3 separate regions of the Mus musculus genome follow, and all the other regions are linked to region 1. Evidence: chromatin loops called from intact Hi-C (ENCODE). Cell type or tissue: heart. All regions are shown on one strand. Links, peaks and the distances in the headings refer to the core of each region. The heading gives the core; the rest is flanking DNA. Region 1 overlaps Lamc1 (laminin, gamma 1). Region 2 overlaps Gm46246 (a long non-coding RNA gene). Region 3 overlaps Lamc1 (laminin, gamma 1).

Region 1 (5,000 bases), core at 1-5,000:
TCAGGGTATTTGCATTTTCCCTGAGAAGGCTTCTCACCCACATGTTGCAGTGTTCCACTTACGGTCTGTGCTCAGATATCGCCATAGCCATGTTAGTGCCGTCACCTCTGAGAATGCAATGTTAGATAGCATTTCTCCCTCTCCCGCTCTCTATCATCTAACATAGATAATGTGTGTGCATGTGCGCAAGTGTGTGTGTGCTTATGATGAGTGCTCATGGTTGTGCAAGTGTGTACATGTGGAGGCTGGAATTCACCATCAGATACCATTCCCGAGGAGCCCCAGAGTCTGTTTTTTGAGACAAGGCCCCTCACTGGGATCAGGGACTCACTGATTGTGCTTGGCTGGCTAGCCAACAAGTCCAAGGGATCAGCCTGTCTCTGCCTTGACAGCATTGGGATTTTGTAGGCACATTCCTGTTTGGCCTTTACGTTGGGGCTAGAGATCAAACTCAAGTCCTTGAAGTTTCCCATGGCAAGCAGTGACAGAGCCTTTCCCCCAGTTGACAACATTAGTGCGTATTTATTCCAGCCCTAGCCCCGCTCTGACACCCACTAGACGGTGAACTCCACCTGCTTGGCACCATATGGATCTCCCTTTCTGCTGTGGCCTCATGCTTAGAATATTGACTAGCTGGTACATATTAACATTCAGTAAATATTTGCTGAGTGAATGGAAGAATTTGGATCTATACGACTCTTGGGACCAGTGAGGAGTGTTAACTCTGACCTAGTGGGTAGCTGTGGTAAGAAATGAACGCACAACCATGAAAACTGAGAAAGCCATCTTATACTGAGCCATACGTGGTTTTATAGGAATTTCTCATATAGATGAGAGATGCAAGCGAAGCGGAACATGGTTGTGGGGAGTTGAAAGGGAACGTGTTCATTGGGACCTACAGAAACAACCAGTTAAAGGTATTCTTACAAAATGGAAGGTTAGACTATTCTCAGAAGTTTGTCACCGTGAGCTTTGGGGTCATTCACTGACTAAATAGTTAATGAAGAAACAAAGCTGCACTCTTTAGCCTTCTGCAGCTCCGTGTATTGTGGGGATCAGGTGGGGTTGGTTATCGGAGTTGGTCTTGGTTTGTACTACACTGCTATCCTTAGATGCTGGAAAGGTTTTACCATCAGGCTGTCTGTTCACGAATCCTTTACTGATGCTCATCCTCTGTGCAGACAAGACAGCATAGAGCCATACAGACCTGCAGATTCTGGTGTCTTCTTTCTTTCTCTTTCCCATGTTTCAAGTCCCTCTACTGCAGCCAGCGTATGCATCACTGACATTTTGCTTACTTTATTCGCTCAGTAAATTTAATCATCTGCCTTCTTTGTCTGCCTCCCTCCTGTCAGTCGGTTCCCACAGCTAGAACTTGGCTTAGCAGAGTGAGTAGGTTTTTTTTTTCCCTGAGTGTGCAGATGAGTGGGAGGAAGGACCAGCCTCATTCCTTTAGCTCGGCTAAAGGATTTCAGGCATGTTGTGACCCACTAGCCTGAATCAGGGCTTGTATTAAGTCTTGTAAGCATGAGGCTTGGGTTAATCAGCCATGCTCCCAGCCAGTTCTTGGCTTGGCTTTTCACTTGGTAATCTAATCTCTTTTGCTGAAGCTATAACGTGAAGTGGCAGAGGAGGTACCCAGATTAAGATAAATATATCTGATGTTTAGTAATGGAAAATGGTAGTCTCTAATGGTAATTTGCACCTATTTTAAATGACCTTCCAAGCATGCTTGACATTTTAGTATTAGTTAAGAAGTCTCTCGGTCTGTGCAGTGGCTGTCTGATGAGACAGCCATGTTTAATAACCAGGCTGAGTCACAATAGTGTGGCTTTTCAGTTTACTAAAGAATATGCAGCCTTTGGAGACCTGTTCCTTGGCAGTAGGGACGGATAGTACCAGGTGGTTTTAGGGGGAATAGCAGGGAGAGGGCAGAATTGTGGCCTTCACCAAAACTTCAAGTTTGATACTTTATGGAAAAATCTAATTTTCTTAGAAATTGGGATGTTTTTATCTCCAAAACCATATCATTCACTTCAAAACATGTTCTTCTCCTTAGCTCCATGCTGACATATACCATGGTTCTTATAAGTAGCCTTTGATGTATAGACCAACTCTTACAAAAGAACTCTAAATACTTTGGCCCCCCATGTTCTGCCTTTGCATTTAGCAGGTCTGGGTTATAGCGTAGCACAAATGTGAAGGGATGTGTTCATCACACACACTTGGAACATAAGACTGTTGAAGGCCCGGGCCATGCTTTTGAGAGGAGACTTTCTCAGACTGAAAGCTCCATTGTATTTGTTATAATAAGTTTAGTTGAAAATTACCGTTTGCTAGAAAACTGTCAAGGTTATCCCATTTGTAAAATTGTAGTAATTTAAATGTACTTTCTGTGGGCCTGTGCCCTTTTTCTGATAGTATTTGGCTACTTGACAAAGGGCAAGACTATGAACAGTTGCTGAAATCTAAGGGGAAGAAATTGGTTGCCCCTCTCTTTCCTCTTCCTCTCCTTCCTCTCTTTCAACATTTTATTTGAAAGATGATGCTTACGGCAGTAGGAAGAACCCAGCTCTTCGCCCAGGCCCTCAAGGACGGAGCTTTCAGTCATAGGGATGACTCTTCTGGACTTGCTGGGGTCACCTCAGCACACCCTGGATGTGCTTAACTGTCCCAGTGCTTTCTCATGGGTTGGCCTGAAGATCCCAAACCCGGCCCTGACTTGGCTCTGGACTGTGTGGACTGGTGGCGTTGTATTTGTGTGCAGTCATCTCTGAGGTGCAGCAGTGGCAGCTGGTGCACAGCTGGACATGCTGTCCTGGGAACTCTCTGCTCACAACCCTGAGAACGTTTTCAAACAGTGGCCTTCTGCGTCTACTGTTTGTGTTAACTGTTTGGAGAGGCCTAGTTAGTAGCCTAAACATACACCGTCTCTAATTGACTGTTCTACAGCTTTCTTAGTGTTAACGTTCTTGATCTTGACTTGACAGAGAGAGAGAGAGAGAGTTCAGTTTCTGATTTCTAGAGAGTTAGCCTGTAAGTTCAATAGTGAGCCCCGTGGCACCTAATTTGGTTCTTTAGAAGGAACTTCTTTTGTTCTGATTCAGCCCTTGGAAGGCATTTTGGAATCCTGGAAAGTTCTGTATGGCCATTATCATTCATCAGTAAACTATACAGGCAGTTGTTTCACAAGGTCCTCATGGAATTTCTCTGAACTGCACATAACAGAGAGACGTTTATGTTCCCCGGCAGTCAGTGTTTGCATCCAACTCTGAGACAGGAAGAGCTTCTCCGTACTCGGGGAGATTAGAAATATTTTACCACGTAGGAGGCTGCAGCAGAATTCCTTGGCTTGGCCCTGCTGGGAGCATGGCTGCATCCCCATTGTTCGGGCAGCCCCCTCCCCTTCTCCATCTCTTCAGCCAGCATGGACTGTAGGATTCAGAGCAGAACATAGGAATTAATTTTGAGCGTTCCATTCTAAACATCTGCACTTGAGGGTTTTGTTTTAAGGGGAACATGTGGCAGGGGAGGGAGAAGGGCAGCAGAACTCTCAGATGCTAAGTATTTTCTGAAGGCTGGGTGTACGGATGGCTTGTCTTCTTATGCCTGAACAAGAGGTGATGCATCCAGAATTTAGGATTTCCTCAATCATTTGATCTGGCTCCTGCTCCTCAAAGCCATAGTGTCTTGTTTTGATTGATCGATCCCATGATGAAATGATAGCGTGGCAGACTCACTGGATTGGAAATCAGAACCTGGACTTACTTTCTATCCACCTATTATTGAATTAGTTTTCACTTTGCCAGAGTTGAATTATAAGACGGACCAATAAGAGTAGGAAATCTGGTAAGATAGAGGGAGGGCAGGCAGGGGGAAGGAGACGCAGAGGCAGACATGGGAGCCCTCAAGTCTCAATCATTTACAGGCATCATAGTCTCAGTAGCACAGATGATTGCATGCCCTGGCCCCTCCATTCCATTCCTTGTGTAGCTCTCTGGGTGTTCTGCTGCTATGGACACATGAGGGGTCTTTTATGCAAACTTATTTCAGAAGGTGTCTGCCATAGGTCAGGGTGCTAAAACGCACAGAGATGTCAGAAAGGTAGGAAAAGAAGAAACGCAAGGTAATGTGGAAGCCCAGTAGAATCCCAAGCCACCTACTCCCGTGCAGAATCAACTGTTTGCCTTGTTGGAATGTCTTAGATAGTAAGTTTCTGGAATACCATGCATACTATACAACAATCTCATCCTCATGGCTTGCCATATTTTGATTTAGCAGAGACAATGGTTCTTTCAACAGAGCTGTAGAAACTGTTGTGTGTGACCTGCTTGGAAAAGTGCTATGTGGGTACCTTAGGGAGGCCTGTATTTGTGGAGTGTTCTTCTGTGAGTGTAATTACGAAGTAGCCCCTGGGCCAGTTAGGTCCTTGTCTGAATAGGTTCAAACCCTTGGTTCAAGAGTTGTCTTCATAAACTCTGTTACAGTATTGCTTTACGCTTCCTAGAACTTTATAATGGGTCAAGGGTATGCAAGAGCAGATGGGCAGGATTGTCCTTATCTTTATAAAAGAGAAATTGCTACAGAGAAATCAGACAATAAAGGAGCTAGACCTGAGCACAGGCCTCATAGAGCATAGTCCTATGTTCTTCTTGCATGCGTGTGTGTGTGTGTGTGTGTGTGTGTGTGTGTGTGTGTGTGTGTGTGTATGTGTCAGGGGCAGTTATTAAATCTCTTCTCTGATCTGGACCAGTTGAGAAAATCAGCCTTACTGTAGATAAAGCTGTGTAGGAGGCTCTGGCCTTGCTGGATGGCAGAGGACTCCTTGAGCATCTCAGAGGGCAGGAGCTCCTGCTCTACACAGGAGGTCAGGGTAGGTTTTTTCTAAGAGGTGCTTTACGTAGGGGGAGTACATGCCACCTCCTTGAGAGCAGAGAGTTGGTCTGTTCACATCCTGTGTCTAGTGTATCGCACAGGACTGAGTGTGGAGTTGCGCTGAA
Region 2 (11,545 bases), core at 3,298-8,297, 120 kb before region 1:
GAATAAAGAAAGAAATTAAAGACTTTTTAGAGTTTAATGAAAATGAAGCCACAACATACCCAAACCTATGGGACACAATGAAAGCATTTCTAAGATGGAAACTCATAGCTCTGAGTGCCTCCAAGAAGAAACTGGAGAGAGCACACACTAGCAGCTTGACAACACATCTAAAAGCTCTAGAATAAAAGGAAGAAAATTCACCCAAGAGGAGTAGACAGCAGGAAATAATCAAACTCAGGGGTGAAATCAACCAAGTGGAAACAAGAAGAACTATTCAAAGAATTAACCAAACGAGGAGTTGGTTCTTTGAGAAAATCAACAAGATAGATAAACCCTTAGCTAGACTCACTAGAGGGCACAGGGACAACATCCTAATTAACAAAATCAGAAATGAAAAGGGAGACATAACAACAGATCCTGAAGTAATCCAAAACACCAGCAGATCCTTCTACAAAAGGCTATACTCAACAAAACTGGAAAACCTGGACGAAATGGACAAATTTCTAGACAGATACCAGGTACCAAAGTTAAATCAGGATCAAGTTAACGATCTAAACAGTCCCATATCCCCTAAAGAAATAGAAGCAGTCATTAATAGTCTCCCAGCCAAAACAAGCCCAGGACCAGATGGGTTTAGTGCAGAGTTCTACCAGACCTTCAAAGAAGATCTAATTCCAGTTCTGCACAAACTATTCCACAAAATAGAAGTAGAAGGTACTCTACCCAACTCATTCTATGAAGCCACAATTACTCTGATACCTAAACCATAGAAAGATCCAACAAAGATAGAGAACTTCAGACCAATTTCTCTTATGAATATTGATGCAAAAATACTCAATAAAATTCTTGCTAACCGAATCCAAGAACACATTAAAACAATCACCCATCCTGACCAAGTAGGTTTTATTCCAGGGATGCAGGGATGGTTTAATATACGAAAATCCATCAATGTAATCCATTATATAAACAAACTCAAAGACAAAAACCACATGATCATCTCGTTAGATGCGGAAAAAGCATTCGACAAGATCCAATACCCATTCATGATAAAAGTCTTGGAAAGATCAGGAATTCAAGGCCCATACCTAAACATGATAAAAGCAATCTACAGCAAACCAGTAGCCAACATCAAAGTAAATGGTGAGAAGCTGGAAGCAATCCCACTAAAATCAGGGACTAGACAAGGATGCCCACTTTCTCCCTACCTCTTCAACATAGTACTTGAAGTATTAGCCAGAGCAATTCGACAACAAAAGGAGATCAAGGGGATACAAATTGGAAAAGATGAAGTCAAAATATCACTTTTTGCAGTTGATATGATAGTATATATAAGTGACCCTAAAAATTCCACCAGAGAACTCCTAAACCTGATAAACAGCTTCGGTGAAGTAGCTGGATATAAAATTAACTCAAACAAGTCAATGGCCTTTCTCTACACAAAGAATAAACAGGCTGAGAAAGAAATTAGGGAAACAACACCCTTCTCAATAGTCACAAATAATATAAAATATCTTGGCGTGACTTTAACTAAGGAAGTGAAAGATCTGTATGATAAAAACTTCAAGTCTCTGAAGAAAGAAATTAAAGAAGATCTCAGAAGATGGAAAGATCTCTCATGCTCATGGATTGGCAGGATCAACATTGTAAAAATGGCTATCTTGCCAAAAGCAATCTACAGATTCAATGAAATCCCCATCAAAATTCCAACTCAATTCTTCAACGAATTAGAAAGAGCAATCTGCAAATTCATCTGGAATAACAAAAAACCTAGGATAGCAAAAACTCTCCTCAAGGATAAAAGAACCTCTGGTAGAATCACCATGCCTGACCTAAAGCTTTACTACAGAGCAATTATGATAAAAAACCGCATGGTACTGGTATAGTGACAGACAAGTAGACCAATGGAATAGAATTGAAGACCCAGAAATGAACCTACACACCTATGGTCACTTGATCTTCGACAAGGGAGCTAAAACCATCCAGTGGAAGAAAGACAGCATTTTCAACAAATGGTGCTGGCACAACTGGTTGTTATCATGTAGAAGAATGCAAATCAATCCATTCCTATCTCCTTGTACTAAGGTCAAATCTAAGTGGATCAAGGAACTTCACATAAAACCAGAGACACTAAAACTTATAGAGGAGAAAGTGGGGAAAAGCCTCAAAGATATTGGCACAGGGGCAAAATTCCTGAATAGAACAGCAATGGCTTGTGCTGTAAGATCGAGGATTGACAAATGGGACCTCATGAAACTGCAAAGCTTCTGCAAGGCAAAAGACACCGTCAGTAAGACAAAAAGGCCACCAACAGATTGGGAAAGGATCTTTACCTATCTTAAATCAATAGGGGACTAATATCCAATATATATAAAGAACTCAAGAGAATGGACTCCAGAAAATCAAATAACCCCCTTAAAAGATGGGGCTCAGAGCTAAACAAAGAATTCTCACCCGAGGAATACCGAATGGCTGAAAAGCACCTGAAAAAATGTTCAACATCCTTAATCATCAGAGAAATGCAAATCAAAACAACCCTGAGATTCCATCTCACACCAGTCAGAATGGCTAAGATCAAAAATTCAGGTGACAGCAGATGCTGGCGAGGATGTGGAGAAAGAGGAACACTCCTCCATTGTTGGTGGAATTGCAAGCTTGTACAACCACTCTGGAAATCAGTCTGGCGGTTCCTCAGAAAATTGGACATAGTACTACAGGAGGATCCAGCAATACCTCTCCTGGGCATATATACAGAAGATGTCCCAACCGGTAAGAAGGACACATGCTCCACTATGTTCATAGCAGCCTTATTTATAATAGCCAGAAGCTGGAAAGAACCCAGATGCCCCTCAACAGAGGAATGGATACAAAAAATGTGGTACATTTACACAATGGAGTACTATTCAGCTTTTTTTTTTAATGTGCACATATTATAGTATTTATTATTAAATATGGAAAGTTAATATTTTTTTGCATTTTAAATTAGGTATTTTCCTCATTTACATTTTCAATGCTATCCCAAAGGTCCCCCATACCCACCCCCTATTCAGCTTTTAAAAAGAATGAATTTATGAAATTCCTAGGCAAATGGTTGGACCTGGAGGGAATCATCCTGAGTGAGGTAACACAATCACAAAAGAACTCAAATAATATGTACTCACTGATAAGTGGATATTAGCCCAGAAACTTAGTATAGCGAGATATAAGGTACAATTTGCAAAACACATGAAACTGAAGAAGAACGAAGACCAAAGTGTGGACACTTTGCCCCTTCTTAGAATTGGAAACAATCACCCATGGAAGGAGTTACAGAGACAAAGTTTGGAGCTGAGACAAAAGGATGGACCATCTAGAGACTGCCATATCCAGGGATCCATCCCATAATTAGCCTCCAAACGATGACACCATTGCATACACTAGCAAGCATTGGCTGAAAGGACCCTGATATAGCTGTTTCTTGTGAGACTAGGCCGGGGCCTAGCAAACACAGAAGTGGATGCTCACAGTCAACTATTGGATGGATCACAGGGCCCCCATTGGAGGAGCTAGAGAAAGTACCCAAGGAGCTAAAGAGATCTGCAACCCTGTAGGTGCAACATTATGAACTAACCAGTACCCCAGAGCTCTTGACTCTAGCTGCATATGTATCAAAAGATGGCCTAGTCGGCCATCACTGGAAAGAGAGGCCCATTGGAACAGGCAAACTTTATATGCCCCAGTACAGGGGAACGCCAGGGCCAAAACATGGGAATGGGTGGGTAGGGGAGTAGGGAGGGGGAGGGTGTGGGAAACTTTTGGGATAGCATTGGAAATGTAATTGAGGAAAATACGTAATAAAAAATATATTAAAAAAAAGAATGTAAGGGTTGAGGCTTACTAGTGGATGTGTTTGTGTGTCAAGTTGACAAGTGGTCAATTGTACTGGCTGGTTTTGTGTGTCAACTTGACACAGCTGGAGTTATCACAGAGAAAGGAGCTTCAGTTAAGGAAATGCCTCCATGAGATACAACTGTAAGGCATTTCCTCAATTAGTGATCAAGGGGGAAAGGCCCCTTGTGGGTGGGACCATCTCTGGGCTGGTAGTCTTGGTTCTATGAGAGAGCAGGCTGAACAAGCCAGGGGAAGCAAGCCAGTAAAGAACATCCCTCCATGGCCTCTGCATCAGCTCCTGCTTTCTGGCCTGCTTGAGTTCCAGTCCTGACTTCCTTGGTGATCAACAGCAGTATGGAAGTGTAAGGCGAATAAACCCTTTCCTCCCCAACTTGCTTCTTGGTCATGATGTTTGTGCAGGAATAGAAACCCTGACTAAGATACCTATGTAAGTACACTGTAGGTGTCTTCAGACACACCAGAAGGGCGTCAGATCTCATTACAGATGGTTGTGAGCTACCATGTGGCTGCTGGAATTTGAACTCAAGACCTTTGGAAGAGCAGTTAGTGCTCTTGCCCACTGAGCCATCATCTCATCAATCCCATTAATATATCATTTTAATCTCTACTATTTGATAACTTTTTTTTTTGCAACAGGATCACATGTTACCCAGGCTAGCACCCAACTCACTCCATACCTGAGAATGACTTTGCATTTCTGAACCTCCACCTCCAGAGTGCTGAGCTTATCGGCATGCGACCCCCAAGCCATTGTATTTGGTGCTGGGCATGGAACCCAGGGCTTCCTGGAGTCTAGAACAACAGAGCTACACCCTAAGCCCATAAAAAGTTGCACAAAGCTTACATTTGCCAGAGAAGACATAACGAGTGCATGTGGAGAGTTTGGAATTTTGAAGTTTTGTTTGGTGGAAACTTCCTTTTTATTGTTTTGAAGAGGTATACCAGAGAATGTTGGGAAACGTGACTGGATTTATTGTTTGGTTTTCTTAATGAAACAGATTTTTAAAAACTTTCAAAAATCTTTCCAATTAGCAACAGATTCCTAAATAATCTATGTTTTCCTCGTCTTGGCACATCAGTTTTTTCCTTTGTCTTCATTCTGCCCGAACTCTAACAACAGATATTCCTGGAAGGTGGGATGCTTCAGAACGGCTCTCTAGTACATGTAGCTCCTGCATCTGACCACACGGCGGCACTGGAGAGCTTTGGGGACTGATGCAAGCCCCAGTCCCAAAGGGCTGGGCACAGTGAAGCATTCCTGCTCCAGCTCTGACTCAGAAGTCTGCTGTGCAAGCTCAGACTTCTAACCTCCAGCACTTTAACCTGCGGCTCCGTGTTCTGCTGAGGCTTCAGCCTTTGACGGCCTGTGCTGACCCCTCCATACTTGTTTAGCTTCCTTTTTCAGTTCTTTTCGAGATAAATACAGGTTTTAAATCTCATTCTGTATAAACTACATAAAGGCTTGCCCTACTATTTAAGGGCACATGGCACTAGAGAGAGGCAGGAAGGACACAAACTAAATCTCTAACTAAAGCTACTCCGAAGAAAAGCTAGCAGCCCACGCGGGACTTCATAGTCGGCGATGAAGACTCACTCAGATGAAGTGGAGAGCCATTGATGGGGCAATTGTCATCAACACACACACACAAATTTACACACTCACGTGCACAAATACACACATACGCAGGCGCGCGATTGCACGTCAGTCAGACACGCATGCGCGCTAAATATTTGGATCCAGGCAAACATAACAAAAGGATAGGACAATATAAGACATTATTCAGCTGTAGCCTTTGCAGAGGAGCGGTCGTATCACAGAGAACATGGTTATGAAAGGGCACTTCATAATTCACCTTATATAATTCTACATTGCAGAAGTACTCTAGAGTAAAACTTTTGTTCAGCTTGTTTTTGTTTTGTTTTGTTTTGTTTTTCACTTTGAAGCAAGGTCTTGCTAGATTACTTTGCTTTTTCTCAAAGTCAAAACCGTCCTGCCTCAGTCCTCCGAGGGCTGGGATCTGGGGTGTGGGCCACCATGGGTGTCCTCCTGGGAGCTTTCTCTTGCTTCTTCTTCTTCTTAACCTGGTAAAGATATCAGAAAATGAGTTTTCATTACTCTAGGATGTGCATTTATGCCATTTAAAGACGTTGTGGACCAGCTGGAGACAGTCTCAGTGACTAAGAGCACTTTCTGGTCATAGAGGACCCCAGTTCAATACCCAGCACCCACAGGGGGCAGCTAGCTCCCAACTGGCTGTAACTCCAGATCCAGAGGATCTGCCCTCTTGTGGTGTCTGTGTCTGCATTAATATGGATGTGCCTGCCGGGCAGTGGTGGCTCACGCCTTTAATCCCAGCACGTGGGAGGCAGAGGCAGGCAGATTTCTGAGTTCGAGGCCAACCTGGTCTACAAAGTGAGTTCCAGGACAGCCAGGGCTATACAGAGAAACCCTGTCTCAAAAAAAAAAAAAAAAAAAAAAAAAAAAAGGACATACGTACACTCAGACATACATACACACACACACAGACATAAATTTATTTTAAAAAAAAAGGCATTAGAAGGCTGGAGCACTGTCATTCTGGCATTCACTTGTATTCCTGGAGGGCTATCAGAGCACAAGGTCAGCTCGGGCCACAGGCATACATGCAGGCAGAATGCCATATACATAATAGATATACCTAAAAAATAAAAAGATAAAATTCAGAAAGAAACAAAAAGAGCTGGGATATAAATCAGGTTACAGAACCCGACTACCATGTTGAAAGCCCCAGGTTCACGCCCACAGCACAGGGGAGGAGGTATCAAATCGCAGCTCTTTGTCTCCAATTGAATTGTATGGAAAAGGAAGAGGGTCATTACACTGGAGGAAGTGAAGTGTTTCCTGGAGGGAAAGGCTTAGGTAAGTCGGCTCTGTTCCTGATGCAGAATTGTAAGCCTGGAATTCCCAGGGACAAGGCTGCCCCGGAGGACATTGATGGAGACAGATGCCTTCTGACAGGGATCCAGAGAACATCAGGGAACATCAGGACGCTTGTCACTACAGACTCAAGGCTGACTGTGTGAACACAGCCCACTGTTAGCTATGTAACCTTGAGAAATGTATTTGCCTTTCTGAAATTCTATTGCTTCATCTGTCATGGGGAGTAGTGGTAGAACGCACCTCGTTGGCTGGCCGGGATAGTTAAGTGACATAAAATGTTCAAAGACCTTAAAACTGGAATTGGTCCATAGGTGTGTTCAGACGATGCAGCCTGCTCCCCAGGTCAGCAGCAAAATGGAATTCTTAACTTTCCTATCTCCAGTTATGTCCATGGACACACCAAAGACCCAGGCTGTGCCACAGAGACAACGCTTCCATGACACTTCAGGCAGTAATGCAAATCAATTTATTGGATCAGAAATAGAATGAGTCTGCATTAAAATATAAGAATTTGAAAATGAGGTGGATAGGGATGGCACACGCCTTTAATCCCAGCACTTGGGAGGCAGAGGCAGGCAGATTTCTGTAGGCCAGCCAAATCTACAGAGTGAGTTGCAGGACAGCCAGGGCTACACAGAGAAACTCTGTCTCGAAAAACCAAAAAAAAAAAAAAAAAAAAAAAAAAAAAAGATTTTGAAAATGATGCATTAGGGGCTGGAGAGATGGCTTAGCAGTTAAGAGTGCTAACTGCTCTTCCAGAGATCCTGAGTTCAATTCCCAGCAACCACATGGTGGCTCACAACCATCTGCAGTGGGATTCGATGATGCCCTCTTCTGGTGTGTCTGAAGACAGCTGCAGTGTACTCATATACATGAAATAAATAAATCTTTAAAAAGAAAGAAAGAAAATGATACATTAGAAATGCCCTTTTCAAGCTAGGTGTCTTAGTCAGGGTTTCTATTCCTGCACAAACATCATGACCAAGAAGCAAGTTGGGGAGGAAAGGGTTTATTCGGCTTACATTTCCATACTGCTGTTGATCACCAAAGGATGCAGGACTGGAACTCAAGCAGGTCAGAAAGCAGGAGCTGACGCAGAGGCCACGGAGGGATGTTCTTTACTGGCTTGCTCAGTCTGCTCTCTTATAGAATCCAAGACTGCCAGCCCAGAGATGTTCCCCACCCACAAGGGGCCCTTCCCCCTTGATCACTAATTGAGAAAATGCCTTACAGTTTTATCTCATGGAGGCATTTCCTCAACTGAAGCTCCTTTCTCTGTGGTAACTACAGCTGTGTCAAGTTGACACAAAACTAGCCAGTACAATTGACCCCTTGTCAACTTGACACACAAACAAATCACTAGTAAGCCTCAACCCTTACATTCTTATTCATCCCCAAGATCTAAACAACTTTAAAAGTCCCACAGTCTTTACATATTCTTAAATTTTCAATCTCTTTAAAATATCCATCTCTTTTAAAATCCAAACTCTTTTTACAATTAAAAGTCTCTTAACTGTGGGCTCCACTAAAACAGTTTCTTCCTTCAAGAGGGAAAATATCAGGGCACAGTCACAATCAAAGCAAAAATCAATCTCCAACTGTCCAATGTCTGGGATCCAACTCACGATCTTCTGGGCTCCTCCAAGGGCTTGGGTCACTTCTCCAGCCATGCCCTTTGTAGCACACGCGTCATCCTCTAGGCTCCAGATGCCTGTACCCCACTGCTGCTGCTGCTCTTGGTGGTCATCTCATGGCATCTCCAAAACACTGCATGACCCCTTCAGTCCTGGGCCTTCAATTGCAACTGTGCCTGCACCTTCACCAATGGCCTTCCATGGCCTCACACAGTGCCAAGCCTCAGCTGCTTTGCGTGACCCCTTCATGCCTTCAAAACCAGTACCACCTGGGTGACCCTTACATATTACCAAGTCCCGCTGCAGCAGGAGTACAACCTTGGCCATCTCTGGAACACAGCCTCTTTGTGCCTTCAGAAAACACTTCCCAGAAGATGTCACCTCAATGATGCTGGTCTCTTCTTAATCACCGCTAATTTCTTAGCTCCAGCTAACCAGCATCAATAGTCCCAGTAATGCAAAGTTTTTGCTTTAGTAATTCTGGTATCTTGTTAATCACAGCTGATTCTTCAGCCTCAGCTAACCAGAACTACAGAATCTTCACGATCAAAACAGCAATGGCCCTGAAAAGTCTTTAATTTTCCCTCTGAAATTTCACAAACCAGAGCTCCATCTTCTGCAGTGTTCTCAACATTATCTTCCAAGCTCCTACACGACATCCGACAGAGCTCTTAACAACGGATGGATCTTCAAGCCCAAAGTTCCAAAGTCCTTCCACAGTCCTCCCCAAAACATGGTCAGATTGTCACAGGAATACCCCACTCTGCTGGTACCAATTTGTCTTAGTCGGGGTTTCTATTCCTGCACAAACATCATGACCAAGAAGCAAGTTGGGGAGGAAGGGGTTTATTCGGCTTACATTTCCATACTGCTGTTGATCACCAAAAGATGCAGGACTGGAACTCAAGCAGGTCAGAAAGCAGGAGCTGATGCAGAGGCCACGGAGGGATGTTCTTTACTGGCTTGCCCCCTCTGGCTTGCTCAGTCTGCTCTCTTATAGAATCCAAGACTACCAGCCCAGAGATGGTCCCACCCACAAGGGGCCTTTCTCCTTTGATCACAAATTGAGAAAATGCCTTACAGTTGTATCTCATGGAGGCATTTCCTCAACTGAAGCTTCTTTCTCTGTGAGAACTCCAGCTGTGTCAAGTTGACTAGCTTGTATAGTACACTAGGTATATTCATTCTCTCTCTCTCTCTCTCTCTCTCTCTCTCTCTCTCTCTCTCTCTCTCTCTCTCTCTCTCTCTCTCTCTCTCTCTCTCTCTTGCTGTGATAACACATCATGACCAAGACAATTTAAGGAAGAGTTTATTTTGGCTTGTGGGTCTAGAAGGATAAGAGTCCATGAGAGCTTAGGCATGGTAGCTGAGAGCTCACATCTTTCAACTTCAAGGAAGAGGCGGGGGAGGGAGAAGAAGAAGAAGAAGAAGAAGAAGAAGAAGAAGAAGAAGAAGAAGAAGAAGAAGAAGAAGGAGGAGGAGGAGGAGGAGGAGGAGGAGGAGGAGGAGGAGGAGGAGGAGGAGGAGGAGGAGGAGGAGGAGAAGGAGAAGGAGAAGGAGAAGGAGAAGGAGAAGGAGAAGGAGAAGGAGAAGAAGAAGAAGAAGAAGAAGAAGAAGAAGAAGAAGAAGAAGAAGAAGAAGAAGAAGAAGAAGAAGAAGAAGAAGAAGAAGAAGAAGAAGAAGAAGAAGAAGAAGAAGAAGAAGAAACAAGAGAGAAAGAGAGGAGGGAAGGAGAGATGTGTGAGAGAGATTCCATCCATGTGTGTCTTGTGACCACACCCAATGATAGCTACACCCTTATCCTCCATCTTCTCCCATTCCAGCTGGTCCTGTGCCTTTCCCCGATAGCCTGTCGTCAACGCAAACCCACATGTGAGAGAATATGTAATCTTTGTCTCTTGAGTTTGACTTTCTTCACTTCACACTTTGATATTATTCCCAGGAACGGTATAGCGGGATCACATGGTAGTTCTATTTTTAGTTTTCTATTTTTTTCTTTTCTTTCTTATTAAAGTATTTATTTATTATATGTAAGAGCGCTGTAGCTGTCTTCAGACACTCCAAATGAGGGCATCAGATTTCGTTAAGGGTGGTTGTGAGCCACAATGTGGTTGCTGGGATTTGAACTCAGGACCTTTGGAAGAGCAGTTGGCTCTCTTAACCGCTGAGCCATCTCACCAGCCCTATTTTTAGTTTTCTGAGGCATTTCCATATTCACTAGTGGCTGCTCTTTCTTGTTTTCTTACCATCAATGTCTAAGGGGTCCCTTTTCTCTGCATCCTCTCCAGCATTTGTTATGAGGGTACATTTTTGTGTGTGTGTGTGTTAGTATATGTGAGTTAGTATTTATGTATGTGCACACATGCATGTGTGCCACACGTGCACATGGATGACCCTGCACGTGGAGGACAGAGCTCGATATCAGATGACTTCCTCGGCCTTGCTCTGCCTTATGCTTCAAGGTTCTGCTCTCTAAGCCAGGAGCTTGCCAACTTGCTAGACTCCTTAGCCAATGCCCTCCAGGGATGCTGAGAGCATATAAATTTGATGGGCACATACTGGGGGCAAAGGGAGGACCAGAATCTTCTGAGTGGGTGTGGGGCAGCTTGACCAAAAGCTCAGAGGTCAGAAAGGGTCTGAGGCAAGCCGCAGGTCCACAAATGGGATAAAGTTCACCAGGAGCAAACTGTGCCAAGCTTTAAATGCCCATCTGGGGAGATGCACCCGGCGCTGAATGCAGTGAAGGCTTCGAGTTTTGGTGCCAGGGAAGGCCAGGCACCATCTCGAACCTGTCCATTCCAACCCTCTTTGGGTTTTCTAGCCAATCATTAGTTAATGCTCAGATTTTAAGCTTCTTTCAAAACATTAACTTCTCAAGGATGGGAGACAAAAATAAAGGACATTTATAAGATAAATTGAAACTTGCCTTGAACTGGCCTTGACTGCAGTTTTCTCGTTCCCCATTCCTACATCCTTGCCTGAGCTAACTAAAGGTGACTATCATGCTTTGTAGACAAAGGCTCAGGGAAACGATCCAGAGGCAACTATTTTCAGCATAGCACTCCCAAGGTAAAGACAGGACCGCTCTTTCTGTTTTCCTCTC
Region 3 (5,000 bases), core at 1-5,000, 50 kb before region 1:
TTTTGATGACATCCCGTGTAAAACTGGGCTGTGCTGGCCCAGACGGCAGTGGTGGGTGTGGATCATGACTAGGGGAGACTCTGGAAACAGACAAACCTTCCAGATGTCTAGAGAATGTGGACTTGCGGCGGCCTGTGCTTGCCGTTCTTGTGTCTGTATCTGTCCTGCTTTGACTTTCATGGTTGCTTTAGGGAAGGGCCCGAGGACCTGTTTCTTAGATTGGGAAATAAAATGGAAGTTAACGTTTTTCTGGAAGCCTTTTAGTTGGTATTGGCTTTTCTGTGAGAGAAAGAGACCGAGAAGCCGTCTCAGTCCCTTAAGGCCGACTGTGGGTGGGGGCGGCCTCGAGGATGTGGCTGAGAGGTAACGGAAAGCAGATTCATTCATGGCTCTGGTGAGCTTCAGTTATGAAACGGGCCTCCAGTGCCCCAGTCAGCAGCCTGTGAACCATGCCTGACTGAATGGGTCTTGGTTTTGAAATTTACAGATTGCCTGGATCCCCACTGTCTCCTTGGCCTTCTTCTCAGATGCAGCTGTTTTTGTTACTACATCATTTTGTGTTTTAACTGGCTGGTTACTTTCCCAGTCCCTTTTATGGTGAATAATGACACATGGAGCTTGAACACCCAAGTGTGTGGCTAATCAAACAGGAAATCTCAAGGAAGCACAGAGAAACAAAAGACAAGACAGGAAAGGTCATTCATGAGCCTAGGCAGTAGACATCTGCGGGAACATCTGACAGCTTGAGACAGGCTGGAAACTCAACCAGTGGAATGTTTTATGTGGGACTTGCTGTTTTTCTTATGCATTGGAAATATTAAGCCTTAATAAATTAGATAGAAGTGAAGGTGAAAGAGAGAGAGAGAGAGAGAGAGAAAAGAATGTGGCATTCTTGCCTTTCAAACGGGAAGGCAGCTCTGGCCGCAGGGTGCCTTGGATCTAAAAGTCTGATGTGTCCTGTCTGAAGCAGCAGTGAAGCTGCATGTGGGGTGAACGAGTGACTGGAGGTGACGACCGGGTTAAAAGATGGCTTTAAGCAGTGCCTGAGGAATAGGAGGTTAAAAACAATTAGGCGGCACGGCTATCATTGTAGCGGGAGGATTTTGACTTCCAGGCAGCCTGGGCTGCATAGCTAGTCTATAACCAAAGAACCAAAGAGAAGAAGAAAGAAAAATGTGGTCTAGTAGGAGAGCAAACCTATCAACAGATCCCTAATGCTAATCCTGGGACACAGAGTTGTGACAAGAACAGAAAACACCATGGGAACCGCGGAAACTCCAGTTACCTACAGAGATGTCAGCAGTCCGTATGAATACTACAAAGACAGTCCATATAAATGCCTTCTCAGAAGCAACTGTCTGGTGACCTTTAAGATTTATTTATTTATATGTATATGAATACACTGTTGCTGTCTTCAGACACACCAGAAGAGGGCATCAGATGCCCATTACAGGTGGCTGTGAGCTACCATGTGGTTGCTGGGAATTGAACTCTGGACCTCTGGAAGGAAGAGCAGTCAGTGCTCTTAGCTGCTGAGCCATCTCTCCAGCCTGTATAGAGATTCTTGCCTCCTCTGATCAGAGACTTGTCAGGACCAGCCATTTAAATGCTATCTTCTACATAATAATGAAATTAGGAAGCTACAGAGCAGAACTGCCCATTAAGCACCAGGAGGTGATGCAGATGTGAAGGGAAGGAGCTTTGGGCCTCTTAGGTGGAAGCTGAGGCAGTGCTGGTTGTGTGCCTGGCTCTGCATTTCAGTCACAGTGGGCTTCTGCACACCACAGAGATGCTCTCTTCCCCCTTGACTGCCCCCTAAATGCAGCTGCTAAAGGTCTAGTGGAGTTTCAGCTCTTCCCGGAAGACCACTGATTTCAAACTCTCCTTCATCGTATTTGTATTTGTCTTTATGTTATGCCAGATCTATAGTTCATCTGATTCTGAACTTGAGGGGAAAGGCTGCAGGCCTGTGAGGTGAGGGGTGTGGTACTGTCGCCAGGATTTACCCCATTAGATGAATACTCCGATGCTAATATAAACTCAGTGATTTCTTAGTCCCTCTTATGAAATATTTAGAATATCTATTATGCAGGAGACACTGTAAAATTCGGGGACGGGGGAGAGAGGATCTGAGCTTTAAAATCTGGGTGAAATGATGCGGCACCGAGGGGCTATTAACTGTCTTCCTCCACTGGCTTTGTGTCTCTGGTGTACACACAGCCTGGTATCCTCTGTCTGGCAGTCTGTACTCAGAAAAGCTCGTTGGATGAATGAATTCAATGGAGACTTCTGTGACACTGTGACCACTGTGTACAGATGACCTCAAGAAGCAGCAGCGGTTTGTTTATGTTTTCCCAAGATGGAGTTTCCCTTTAGATAGGGTTGGAGTTGGATGTCTGGGGTAGGTTGGAGTACGTGGTGTAGCTTCTGCAATAGCATAGCACTAGACCCCTGTACCAAAGAACCCCAACAAGAAAGTCATCTACCAAACATTGATACCTGGTTTTCTTTTATGTGGTGGGTCTGTGGTGAGTGGTTCAGGGCTATCTGGATGTGGGATTATGGTCCTCATCTGCCATTCCTTAGAGGGCCTTCCTTGTTTACGGTTGATTTTGAGGGATGAGCACTTCTCGCCTCCTAATCGGTGCACACTGTTGAGAACTGTGTGTCTTAAGTGTTAAGACTAAGACCTGATGTGGCGCACATCATTTGCACTGCTATGACAAGGACAATGAGAACAGATTTTGGCAGACAGCAGTGCATAGCGACGTTTCTCCCTGAGCTGTGCCTGCCAACTCCTGTGTGGCAGTACCCACTTCCCCCACATGGTGGTCTTTTTGTGGAGTCTTCCTCAGAGATCTCTTCTCATTTGAGGACAGTAGCTGGCATATCGTCAGTGAGCCCTAAAGATCCTAGATCTTCCTAGAGCCTCCTTCCTAAGGAAAGCCTACATTTTTCTCCTGCTACCTCAGCCTGACCTCCACTCCCTGCCTTGGCAGAATTTACTTTATTTTTATTTTTTTAATTTGAAACTTATCATTAACCAGGAGGTGGTGGTGCACGCCTTTGGTTCTAGCACTTGGGAGGCAGAGGTAGGAGTTTAAGGAGTTCAAGGCCAGCCTGGTCTACAGAGTGAGTTCCAGGACAGCTAGGGCTACTCAGAAAAAAAAAAAAACCCTGTTTCAAAAAACAAACAACAAAACAAAACAACCATGAACAAACAGAAAAGCCAATAACAACAAAAAGAAAGAAAGAAAGAGAGAAAGAAAGAAAGAGAGAAAAGAAAGCCAACTCCCCAAATTTCTTTACTTTTGAGAATTTCATACATGAGTTTTTCTTTGCTCTAATCCCTCTCAAATTTATGGTTTATTGTTTTAAAAATATTTTTATATATACACCTTTATAAATACAAGCTGCTGAGCTCTATAGTGTTACCCACATGTATGTGTTTAGCACTGGCCACTTTGAATTGGGTGACCCGCTAGGGTGCTTGTCCTTGAAGAAGGCCCATCCACTCTCAGCAGCCATTACTTGCCTTCAGTTCTTCATCTGGATGTGGGGCCTTGAGATTTCCCCCATCCATGTTAACCTGTTAGTTGCTGCTGCTTTCTTTGCATGTCTTCTTTAGCTAACCCCATCGTTGGGATGATGTGGGTCCAGCTTCCCTGCCATGGGGAGAAGACACAGTCCCCCAGGAGGCCCTCTGTCTCCTACAGTCTGTTAGCCTCAGAATTTACCTTTTAATGTGATGGTTTCACTCTTGGTTCTCAGCCCCTGCCTTGACTCCGAGATCTTACTTATTGGGTTGATGCACACCTGAATCGCCAGGCTATCCATGTCAGATCCATCTTGGGGGAGCACATCTGTCTACAGGATACAGCTGCACAGGACAAGTCTTGATTTAGTCAACAGTTCTGATTCTGTTTACCTTCAGCAATGATAGAAGAATCACAACCGTTTTAAAATCCAGATGTGTTTTAGAAATACCACTCATTATGTCATCCACTGGTTACATGACCACACAGTCACCTTTCTGGAATCTTAGCATTAGGAACATATGAAATCAGCAGATTTAGCAAAATGGTTGTATATTACAGTGTACATATATTGTATATGCCATAACTGACATTTTGGCTGTGAAGTATGTTCACATGAAATAGGGTGATTAAAGACCAAGATAGCCTCACACAGGATGTATTCTACTAAACAAAACATCTATGCTTTAAAACTTTTTAAAACTTAGAGTCATAGATAGAAGATCATGGGTGCATACCACATTTGGTTGCACTTATAAGTTGTACCACTTCTACGGTTAGTGGTGTGTAAACATTTAACATAAAACCAGCAGTTGATGAATTGGTTATTATCCAAGCAAATGGATAAAGCTCTGTAATACTCACTTCTGCACGGCTGGGGAGATGGCTCAGCAGTTAAGAGTACTTGTTGCTCTTGCAGAGGACCTGGGTTCAGTTCTCAGCACCCACATGGTGACTAGCAACCATCTAAATAAACTCTAGTTTCAGGGATTTCAATGCCCTCCTGACCTCTAAGGCACCAGGCACACATACAGTGCACATGCAAACATGCAGGCAAAACATCTATACACATAAAATAAATGAAAGCCAAAGTTCTGTTACATTGAAAGGATGAATTTCTTTCTTTTTCTTTTTTTCTTTTTTAGTATTGGGGATAGCTTTGAACTCTTGATCCTCCGGCCTCAACGTCCCACGTGTGGGATTACAGGTTTCATGCGCTTCTGGAGAATCAAACTCCAGGCTTTCTGTTTGGCAGGCAGGCATCCTGCCACCTGCACACAGACCTGTATTCAGGTTTTTGTGGAGGACCAGTTTCACCTCTAAAGTTCACTCTAGTTCTGCTGAGAGCTTGGTGTGTTAAAGCTGCTTCATTTGAGATACCTTCTGAGTCGGAAGTAGGTTTGCTTGCCTGCAGACGCTGATACGGGTGTCATCTGTGCTCTCTGCTCTTTTTTTTTTTTTTTT

Evidence for each region. Peaks named below come from ENCODE experiments on the same cell type or tissue, not always from the same donor. Only the 100,000 strongest peaks of a DNase experiment are listed, where the experiment ranks them.
Region 2: a loop joins it to region 1, with 2.9 times the contacts of the local background. A loop is called at or near these places in 5 of 42 quality-filtered maps.
Region 3: a loop joins it to region 1, with 1.9 times the contacts of the local background. A loop is called at or near these places in 5 of 42 quality-filtered maps.

What each region holds. Positions count from the first base shown.
Region 1 is chr1:153,263,543-153,268,542 of GRCm38, reverse strand. The region is part of intron 1 of Lamc1 (laminin, gamma 1); the gene reads left to right. Among named protein-coding and RNA genes, the nearest start is that of Lamc1, 67 kb to the left of the region's middle. In heart, for the core only: no CTCF peak of the experiment used is centred there; a DNase peak (open chromatin) is centred at 2,752; H3K27ac peaks cover 4,545 bases.
Region 2 is chr1:153,380,456-153,392,000 of GRCm38, reverse strand. The region is part of intron 1 of Gm46246 (a long non-coding RNA gene); the gene reads left to right. Among named protein-coding and RNA genes, the nearest start is that of Gm46246, 11 kb to the left of the region's middle. In heart, for the core only: a CTCF peak has its summit at 6,172 (motif pointing left); DNase peaks (open chromatin) are centred at 5,120 and 6,690; H3K27ac peaks cover 490 bases.
Region 3 is chr1:153,313,125-153,318,124 of GRCm38, reverse strand. All of the region lies in intron 1 of Lamc1 (laminin, gamma 1), which reads left to right. Among named protein-coding and RNA genes, the nearest start is that of Lamc1, 17 kb to the left of the region's middle. In heart, for the core only: CTCF peaks have their summits at 1,429 (motif pointing right) and 2,825; DNase peaks (open chromatin) are centred at 134 and 394; H3K27ac peaks cover 739 bases.